2 separate regions of the Homo sapiens genome follow, and region 2 is linked to region 1. The links are chromatin loops, found by intact Hi-C in ENCODE. Cell type or tissue: heart right ventricle. All regions are shown on one strand. Links, peaks and the distances in the headings refer to the core of each region. The heading gives the core; the rest is flanking DNA. Region 1 overlaps HEG1 (heart development protein with EGF like domains 1). Region 2 overlaps ZNF148 (zinc finger protein 148).

The links. Hi-C counts contacts between places; a loop is a spot of excess contacts. Peaks named below come from ENCODE experiments on the same cell type or tissue, not always from the same donor. Only the 100,000 strongest peaks of a DNase experiment are listed, where the experiment ranks them.
Region 2: it touches region 1 in a loop (2.1-fold over the local background); 1 of 110 quality-filtered maps calls a loop at or near these places.

Annotation. Positions count from the first base shown.
Region 1 is chr3:125,012,625-125,018,009 of GRCh38, reverse strand. HEG1 (heart development protein with EGF like domains 1) reads left to right here. Exons shown (of 17, transcript NM_020733.2): 6 at 4,020-5,385. Among named protein-coding and RNA genes, the nearest start is that of HEG1, 41 kb to the left of the region's middle. RefSeq lists an enhancer at 3,071-3,365. In heart right ventricle, for the core only: no CTCF peak of the experiment used is centred there; no DNase peak of the experiment used is centred there; H3K27ac peaks cover 2,786 bases.
Region 2 is chr3:125,302,422-125,307,806 of GRCh38, reverse strand. The region is part of intron 4 of ZNF148 (zinc finger protein 148); the gene reads left to right. Among named protein-coding and RNA genes, the nearest start is that of ZNF148, 70 kb to the left of the region's middle. In heart right ventricle, for the core only: no CTCF peak of the experiment used is centred there; no DNase peak of the experiment used is centred there.

The sequences.
Region 1 (5,385 bases), core at 236-5,235:
TTGCCCAGGCTAGAGTGCAGTGGCACCATCCCGGCTCACTGCAATCTCCGACTTCCGGGTTCACGCCATTCTCCTGCCTCAGCCTCCCGAGTAGCTGGGACTACAGGTGCCCACCACCACGCCTGGCTAATTTTTTTTTTTTTTTATATTTTCAGTAGAGACAGGGTTTCACCATGTTAGCCAGGATGGTCCCGATCTCCTGACCTCATGATCCGCCTGCTTCAGCCTCCCAAAGTGCTGGGATTGCAGGCATGAGCCACCATGCCTGGCCATAAATTTTCAATTATTTAGGAATGGCCAGGTTATGTGGCTGTGGCTGCTCTATTTTTAACCTTCTGAGGAACTGCCGAACTCTTTTCCAAAGTGGCTGCATCATTTTATATTCCCACCAGCTGTGTACAAGTGTTCTGATGTTGCTACATCTTCACCAACACTTGTAATTATCCATCTTTTCTGATTATAGCCATCTGAGTGGGGGTGGAGGCATCTCATTGTGGTTTTGACTTGTATTTTCCAGTTGACTAATAATGCTGAGCATCTTTTCATGTGCTTATTGGCCACTTGTATATCTTCTTTGAATATGTCTAGTCCAATCTTTTGACTATTAAAATTGGGTTATTTGACTTTTTATTATTAAATTGTAAGAGTTCTTTATGGCCGGCTGTGGTGGCTTACGCCTGTAATCCCAGCACTTTGGGAGGTCAAGGCGGGTGAATCACTTGAGGTCAGGAGTTCAAGACCAGCCCGGCCAACATGGCAAAACCCTGTCTCTACTAAAAATACAAAAATTAGCCAGACATAGTGGCACGTGCCTGTAATCTCAGCTACTTGGGAGGCTGAGGCAGGAGAATCACTTGAACCTGTGAGGTGGAGGTTGCAGTGAACTGAGATCATGCCACTGCACTCTAGCCTGGGTGACAAACAGACCCTGTCTCAAAAAAAAAAAAAAAGTTCTTTGCATATTTTGGATACAGTCCTTTATCAAATATATAATTTGCAGACATTTCTCCTATTCTGTGGGTTGTCTTTTCTCTTTCTTGATGGAATCATTTGTAGCACAAAAGTTTTTAAATTTGAAGAAGTCCAATTTGTCAATTTGAGAAAATTTTTCTTTTGATGTTTCTTTTTAATAATGCTTAGGGATAATTTTTTAAAACAATTCTCACAGTCTGTTATCAATGTAAAGTATATTCTGACTAAAGCAAAAATGTATTAGCTGATCATTTAAGCTTTGAATAGGTTTAAATTCTTACTTCTCCATCACTAGTTATAGCTTCATTTCCCCCATATAAGAATCCTAATTGATGAGGAAGATTAGCATTTATTAGTACTCACGTGATGTGGAAAAGCATATGCTTATCATGAAAGAATACCACACACACAAGCGGGGGATATTTATGCTCTTTTATGTTTGTGCCTGGAAAACACATTATCTATGTCCTAAGCAAAAGGAATCATTTTTCACCCTCACTACTGTGGGGGTCAGGACTTCTACCTTCTCAAACCAGGATCTTGAGTTTCATAGCCTTTCTCTTTTACATCTCTTCAGTACCCGCTTCTCTGCAATTAATGCTCAGTTGGTTCATGAGGAACATATGATTTCAGTGTGATCAGATCTTGGAGTTCATTTATAAAGAGCTAGATAGAAAGTAGCCACATTCCTGAAACCATCTCACTGTGGGTTAACACAATACTTTATCTTTTTCCCTCAGAGTCACCCAAAGCTGGCGGGGTTCTGCACTCCGGCCTTTTAGAGTTCTTGGCCCGCTCCCTTTTCTGCATTCAGAGTCTCCATTTCATGTCTGACTCTCTCTCTACTTTGTTAAGCCTGTAACCCTGATGTGGTCATTGGCCTAAATTTCATTTAACAGAGAGTTTAGGATCTCCCCATCCAAGACCTTTTTCTCTTTGCCCAGAGAAATCGTACTTAGATCCTGCTCTTGCGCCTCTCCTGGTTGGCTCTCCACAGGTCTTGAGCCCTTCAGACTGGCTTGAGTCGCATCTCTGTCTGGCTTCTGGCTTTCTCAGTGATGCTCGTGGCCCGTGCTCATTCCTGTCTCTGTCAATTCAAACCTATCCCAAAATGAATTTAGCCAACACTCAGCTTTACACTGTTTTCCATCAAAGCATGGCCATGGCGTACTGACAGCCAGTCTGGGCTGGGAATGTGAATAAGAACCAGAAAAGAGCCTGTTTTTTGTTTTTTGGGTTTTTTTTTCTTTTTGTACAGCCAGATTAGGAAGGATTTAGGCCAAGGAGAATTGGACCTCATTTTCATCATTTCTGAAGAGAAGGGTTTATCTGATAATCTAACAATCTAAAATTAGTTCTAAGACCCTTTAGGTTTGTAGCATAAACACATACCCAAAAGAGAATGAAACAGACATTTATTCATGTGTCGTCTGCCCTCTTCCATCCCCATCAATAGAATAAAACACATGCATTTTAAAAAATAAAAGAAGACAAAAAAACAAGCCCACCTTTCACCCCCCACCTCAGGCTGTTTCTTTGCCATTGTACTAATGCCGTGTAATGACTGGCCTTGTGGCCATTCATGTATTCCTGGTCCTTCCGGGAGGAAGAGCCTTCCAAGGAGGACTATGGCCTCCCTTCTGGGCCTTGTGCAAATGTCTGAAGCCCCAGTAGGATTATTAGTCTTTCACCAACTGTTTACCTCCTCACCACCACTACCAATTTCTCTGACATAAACTCTATTTATTATGTATCACTGAGCAGAAATCTAGTATCGATCCTATTTGCTAAAGTAATATACCCTCCTATAAATCCAGGGTGCCTGAACAGTTGTGCTGATCCACAGTTCCTCTTGAGGTTTCAATCACTGAGCCATGTTTGCAAGGGCAACAGACATCTCAGATAAAGACCCTAAAAGTACAGGGGAGCGTCTTGGCTCCCACAGCCCAGGAAGTGAGGCTTGGGGCACGATCCTGTCGCTCCAGCCCTGCATTTTTCAGCCATCCTCTTTCACTCTACTTTTAGCCTTGGAAGACAGCCGAGAGCCAGGCCAAGCACTAGGTGACAGTTCCGCCAATGCAGAGGACAGGACTTCTGGGGTGCCCTCTCTCGGCACCCACACCTTGGCTACTGTCACTGGAAACGGGGAACGCACACTGCGGTCTGTCACCCTCACCAACACCAGCATGAGCACGACTTCTGGGGAAGCAGGCAGCCCTGCAGCGGCCATGCACCAAGAAACAGAGGGTGCCTCTCTGCACGTAAACGTGACGGACGACATGGGCCTGGTCTCACGGTCACTGGCCGCCTCCAGTGCACTCGGAGGTGGGGTGTCTTCCACAGTCTCTTTTAACACATCCCTTCAGCTCATCTATTAATTTACTCACCGTCCTGGGATGATTCAGTTAGCTGTCAAGCCAGAAAGTGCCTTACAAGCTCTTTATGGAGAGAACTTTCTAGATTCTCCCACCTCAGGAAGGTGAATACCCCTCCCCAGTTCCCACCCCCAGCCCTCCACACACACTCACCTAAGGAATTTGGGATAGTGTTTGCTGGGAGACTTAAAATAAGAGACCAACCACTTGTGGCTAAGGTCAATCTCCTGGGAAAGAAATATCTCATTCTATAGAATGGAAAGTTGGGAAGATTTTCCTTTTTTCATTTAGGCATAACAGTTATTCTATTTGGGGTCTTAAGAGCTTTTCAGATACCAGTTTGCTTTTATCGAAAAAGGCATGTGGAGGAAATTTGCAACTCCTCTCCATTTTTAGACCCTTAGTCCCCACTTCTCTTTTGTTACCATTTCCACTGCCGCTACCACTGCTTCTCTCAGGAGGTCAGTCTGCTCAGAGGAGACACTGACCACTCCTGCCTGCCCACAATGTCTTTATTCAGAGTGCTCACCCTTGAAAACCACCTCTCCAAAGCAAGTGTTTCACCCACTTGAATTCATTGAGTTTCATGACACTGAAAGTCTGTTTGATAGTGCATATTTCAGAGTTTTGTTGTTCTTTTATTTGACCTAACTTTGGCTTTTCCGTTTACAGTCGCTGGGATTAGCTACGGTCAAGTGCGTGGCACAGCTATTGAACAAAGGACTTCCAGCGACCACACAGACCACACCTACCTGTCATCTACTTTCACCAAAGGAGAACGGGCGTTACTGTCCATTACAGATAACAGTTCATCCTCAGACATTGTGGAGAGCTCAACTTCTTATATTAAAATCTCAAACTCTTCACATTCAGAGTATTCCTCCTTTTTTCATGCTCAGACTGAGAGAAGTAACATCTCATCCTATGACGGGGAATATGCTCAGCCTTCTACTGAGTCGCCAGTTCTGCATACATCCAACCTTCCGTCCTACACACCCACCATTAATATGCCGAACACTTCGGTTGTTCTGGACACTGATGCTGAGTTTGTTAGTGACTCCTCCTCCTCCTCTTCCTCCTCCTCCTCTTCTTCTTCTTCAGGGCCTCCTTTGCCTCTGCCCTCTGTGTCACAATCCCACCATTTATTTTCATCAATTTTACCATCAACCAGGGCCTCTGTGCATCTACTAAAGTCTACCTCTGATGCATCCACACCATGGTCTTCCTCACCATCACCTTTACCAGTATCCTTAACGACATCTACATCTGCCCCACTTTCTGTCTCACAAACAACCTTGCCACAGTCATCTTCTACCCCTGTCCTGCCCAGGGCAAGGGAGACTCCTGTGACTTCATTTCAGACATCAACAATGACATCATTCATGACAATGCTCCATAGTAGTCAAACTGCAGACCTTAAGAGCCAGAGCACCCCACACCAAGAGAAAGTCATTACAGAATCAAAGTCACCAAGCCTGGTGTCTCTGCCCACAGAGTCCACCAAAGCTGTAACAACAAACTCTCCTTTGCCTCCATCCTTAACAGAGTCCTCCACAGAGCAAACCCTTCCAGCCACAAGCACCAACTTAGCACAAATGTCTCCAACTTTCACAACTACCATTCTGAAGACCTCTCAGCCTCTTATGACCACTCCTGGCACCCTGTCAAGCACAGCATCTCTGGTCACTGGCCCTATAGCCGTACAGACTACAGCTGGAAAACAGCTCTCGCTGACCCATCCTGAAATACTAGTTCCTCAAATCTCAACAGAAGGTGGCATCAGCACAGAAAGGAACCGAGTGATTGTGGATGCTACCACTGGATTGATCCCTTTGACCAGTGTACCCACATCAGCAAAAGAAATGACCACAAAGCTTGGCGTTACAGCAGAGTACAGCCCAGCTTCACGTTCCCTCGGAACATCTCCTTCTCCCCAAACCACAGTTGTTTCCACGGCTGAAGACTTGGCTCCCAAATCTGCCACCTTTGCTGTTCAGAGCAGCACACAGTCACCAACAACAGTGTCCTCTTCAGCCTC
Region 2 (5,385 bases), core at 246-5,245, 290 kb before region 1:
TGGGCATGGTGGTGTGCACCTGTAGTCTCAGCTGCTTGGGAGGCTGAATTGGGAGGATCACCTGAGTCCAGGAGGCAGAGGTTGCAGTGAGCCAAGATCACACCATTGTACTCCAGCCTGGGTGACAGAGTGAGACTGTTTCAAAAAAAAGAATTAGGTGTAGGTTTTTCATAGATTACTTTTATTAGGTTGAAGTGTTCTTCCTAGTTTGCTGAGACTTTGTTTAAAAAACGTGAGTGGTTTGGGAGGCCGAAGCGGGCGGATCACGAGGTCAGGAGATTGAGACAATCCTGGCTAACAAGGTGAAACCCCGTCTCAACTAAAAAAATACAAAAAATTAGCCGGGCGTGGTAGCAAGCGCCTGTGGTCCCAGCTACTCGGAGGCTGAGGCAGGAGAATGGCGTGAATGCGGGAGGCGGAGCTTGCAGTGAGCTGAGATCGCGCCACTGCACTCCAGCCTGGGCGACAGAGCGAGACTCCGTCTCAAAAAAAAAAAAAACATGAATGGATATTTAACTTCATCAAGTACTTCTTCTGCATCGATTGAAATGATCATATGAATATCCTGTCATTATTCTCTTAATATGGTGAATTATGCTGATTTTCAAATATTAAACAGCTCTTGCGTTCCTGGGATAAATCACACTTGGTCATGATGTATCGTCCTTTTTTCTTGTTGAATTCAGTTTGCTAATTTAAACATTTGTATGTTTATGAGAGATATTAGTCCATGGTTTTCTTTTTTTTTTTTTGGAATAGCTATGTCGTTTTTAGGTATATTGGCCTCATTGTAAATGGGTTAGGAAGTGTTTCCTTCTCTGTTTTCTGAAAGAGTTTGTGTAAGATTGATATTTTTATCATACATATTTGATAGGCTTTACCAGTAAAGCTAATCTAGAGTTGAGTTTTCTTTGTGGGAAGGGTTTTTTGTTGTTCTTTGGAGACAAGGTCTTGCTCTGTTGCCCAGGCTGGAGTGCAGAGTGCAGGGTCACAGTCACAGCTCACTGTAATCTCAACCTCTTAGGCTTAAATGATCCTCCCACCTCAGCTTCCCAAGTAGTTGGGACTATACACACATGTCATCACATCAGGCTAATTAGAAAAAATTTTTTTTGTAGAGACAGGGTCTCACTATGTTGTCCAGACTTGTCTTGAACTCCTGGGCTCAAGTGGCCTCCCACCTCAGCCTGTGGGAAGGTTTTAAATTACAAATTTTATTTAAAAAAACATAAGTAGGCTATTCATACTAAACATTTTTTCTTGAATAAGTTTTGGTAAATTGTGTTTTCTTAATTGTTTAATTGACCAAAGTTCTATTAATATTTTCTTTTGTTGTTTTAAGGATCAATGGTGATTTCTTTTTTCTCATTCCTGATATTGGTATAATAATTTTTCTTTTTCTTAATTAGACTGGGTAGAGATTTACTTGTTTTCATTGTCTGTTCAAATAGTGAAGTTTCGGTTTTATCGATTTTCACTATTCACTTTAACTTTTGTTCATTTTTACTTTTTATTATTTCTTTCTACTACTTTGGTTTTCATTTGCTCTTCTTATCTTAGCTTTTTAAAGTAGAAAGTTTGGTGACTGATTTTAGATATTCATTTTTGACCTAAACATGTGAAGCTCCAAACTTTTTTCTCAGCATAGCTTTTGATATATTTTTTCATTTTAATTCAATTAAAGATACTTCTAACTTCCTTTATTTCTTTTTGATTCATGAGTTAATTAGAAGTGTTTTGCTTAATTTCTGAATATTTTGAAGTTTTCCAGATATCTTTTCATCATTAATATCTAGTAAGTGTGGTTAGAAAATATATGCTGTATGATTTCTGCCCTTTTAAATTTATTGAGACTTGTTTCAGTGCTTGGCATATGATCTGTTTGGTGAGTGTTCTATGTGTACTTGAAAAGAATGTGTATTCTGGCTATTGTTGGTTGGATTATTTTATAAATGTCAGTTAGGTCAAGTTGTTTAGTTGTATTCACTTTTTCTTTTTTTCTTTTTTTTTTTTTTGCCCGTGCTGGTGTGCAGTGGTGTGATCATGGCTTAATGTAGCCTTCACCTCCTGAGCTCAAGTAATCCTCACAACTCAGTCTCCTGAGCTACCTGGTCTACAGGCACACACCACCATGCCAGGCTTATTTTAAAATTTTTTTGTAGAGACAGAGTCTCACTATGTTGCCCAGGCTAGTCTCACACTCCTGGGTTCGAGCGATCCTCCTGCTTTCACCTCCCAAAGTACTGGGATTACAGGTGTGAGCCACAACGCCCGGCCACTAATTGTATTCTTTAACTCTTTTATGTACTCACTGAACTACATGTTCTGTTAGTTACTGGGAGAGAGCTGCTAAAGTCCAGCAGTTAAAGTTTGTTAGCCAAAAGACTCAGTTCAAAATTACATGTTGAATTTAATTGTCATGTTCTTCAGTTTTTGTTAGTCTGGGTTAATTCATCACTTTTGGAATTTATATTTTACATTTATTTAGTAGAATGTCCCTCAGGCCTTACCTGATTTTTTTTCCTCCTTAGGATATTTAAGTTAAGCATCTTTGGCAGGAATATTGTACAAATAATGCTGTGTTTTCTCGCCATTGCATTCTGACAGGCAGCACCTGAGTTTTATTTGCCGTCATTCAGATGATGGTTCACTTTGATCAATTGATACCTTCCAGGCTTTGCTGCTATAAAGTTATTCCTTATCACACTTTATTTATCAATATGGAATTAGGGTTTTTAAAAATTTGCTGGGTTAAAATCTATTACTGTGATTATTTTAATACTCAGTTTGTTTAAGATTTGGCTAACAGAAGCCTTTTCAAGCAGGTTTTATGTTCTTGGACATATCTCGTCAGTCGTTGAGTACTTCTTTGCTTTTTGGCACATTATGTTCTAGGCTTATCTTGTCCTTTTTCTGCTTTAGTTCTGGAGTCAGCCATTTCTCCAAGGACCCCCTAGTTCATTTTAGTGGAGAATGGTATTTAGAAGCCAAGGTCTGGGTGCTGAACATGCTGCTCCTTGCAGTTGGGATATAGCTGCTCCTAGGCCTCTCAATGGACAGAGCTAGAGAATGTATGTATGTATATAATGATGTACATTTACATATAGTGCACATATTCCTTTCTATAATTTCCATATCTATCAATATTGAAAACCATGAGTTCCTACTGCTACCTCCCATTACAAGTCCAGCAGAGTACATTAGACGGTGAGAAACCTGGCTTGTTATCTCAGCATATTTACTTATTTTCTTATTATCCTAACCCCTAATGCAGATGCTCCTAGGCTTGTAAGCCTCACAGGAGTACTTGCTACCCCTGCCCTGCGTGGATACCTTTCTCCTCCTACATGTGCTTTGACAACTTGAACTAGACCTTAGCACCAAGCAGACCCCCTCCTTATGGCACTCTTACTTAGATACATTGCACTGGTCTACATCCACTCTTTGATACTTTCTTCACCCCACTTAGCTTTTGACATGGTGGTCCAGGCTGCCCTTTTCCCACAATCTAGACTCTTCCTTATGCTGCTTGGGCTCCAGCACCTCATGCTGAGCTGCCCCTCTATATGGAGAACCACCTCACCCTGCTTGGTCTTTGACATCTTATATTGGGCCATCCTCCCATGTAGAAGCCCTCTTCCTTCTGTCTGGTATCTGACACCTTGTTTGGCCCCAGCTTATGGCTTTAGACCTGACTGGTTCCTGGAGGATAAGAGGATAGGCAAGAGCAGGAAGGGGAAAAGGACAAAAATCTATCCTTTTACTTAAAAATTTTTTTATTTTAAAATTATATAGATTTATGGAAGGTGGCAAAAATGGTACAGAGAAGACCCCCTCCATCCCTCATCCAATTTCTCCCAGTTGTTACATTTTATATAAATACACTGCAATGTCAAAATCAAGAAATTCACATTGCGACAGTGTATCCCATGTTGAGTACTTTATGCAGCAACCCCTAACCGTTTTTGGCACCAGGGACCAGTTTTGTGGAAGACAGTTTTTCCACGAATGGGGTGGGGGTGGAGATGGTTTCAGGATGATTCAAAAGCATTACATGTATTGTGCACTTTATTTCTATTATTATTATATTATAATATATAATGAAGTAATTATACAACTCACCATAATGTAGAGTCAGTAGGAGCCCTGGGCTTGTTTTCCTGCAACTAGACCATCCCATGTGGGAGTGATGGGAGACAGTGACAGATCATCAATTAGGCATTAGGTTCTCATAAGGAGCAGGGAACCTAGATCCCTTGCATGTGCAGTTCACAATAGGGTTTGAGCTCCTATGAGAATTTAATGCTGTCGGTGACCTAACAGGAGGCAGAGCTCAGGCATTAATGCAAGCAGTGGGGACAGTGTGTAAATACAGATGAAGCTTTGCTTGCTCACTGGCCGCTCACCTCCTGATGTGCAGCCGGGTTCCTAACAGGTCACGGCTTGGTGCTGGTCCACGGCCTGGGAGTTGGGGACCCTTGCAGCATGTGTAGATTTGTGTAACCACCAAAGCAATCAAGATTCAGAACTAAGCCAGGATAACAAAGATCTCTCTGGTGCTACCCCCTATAGTCACACCTCTTCTCTTCCTTCCATCATTCCTAACCCCTGAATATCCTTAATCTGTTGTTTATTTCTAGAACTGTGTCATTTTTGAGAATGTTGTATCAATGGAATCCTACAGGATGTGACCTTTTGGAATTGACTATTTTTTTCACTCAACGTAATGCTCTTGAGAGTCGTCCAGGTTGTTGCATGTATCAGTAATTTCTTACTGTTTGTTTTGTAGTAGTGTTGCATAGCACCAATGTACCGCAGTTTACCATTCACTTATTGAGGGACATTTTAGTTGTCTCCAGGTTTTGGTTATTAAAAATAAAGCTGCTATTAACATTTGTGTGCAGGTTTTTCTGTGAATATAGGTATTCATCTCTAGAATAAATACCCTACCATACCCCTATCACCCAGATACAGTCACTCATAACATTTTAATGTATGTGCTTTATGCTTTTTTGATAAGCATGCCATACATAAGATCATATTGCTTTTTATGTAGTCTTTTCACTTAACAGTATATTTTGAATTTTTCTCAATTGTGTGTTCTTCTAAAACAACTTCAGTGTCTGCTTGATAATTCCATTTTTATGGTAACCCATAATTCAGTCCTTTTATTCCTAATAGATAATGATAAATTTGAGTCCATTCTGAAAATGAATCAATGAAAAGCTGTATTATGCGATATACCAGATGGGCAGAATTTGCAAAGTGTTTGCATAACATTGGTTTATAGTAGAACATAAGAGACATGAGAAATTCTATCCCTTACTTCTTACTTATGGGTTCCTGTTGATAAGGCAGGGAGGTAAAGGGCAGGTCTGGGTTTCA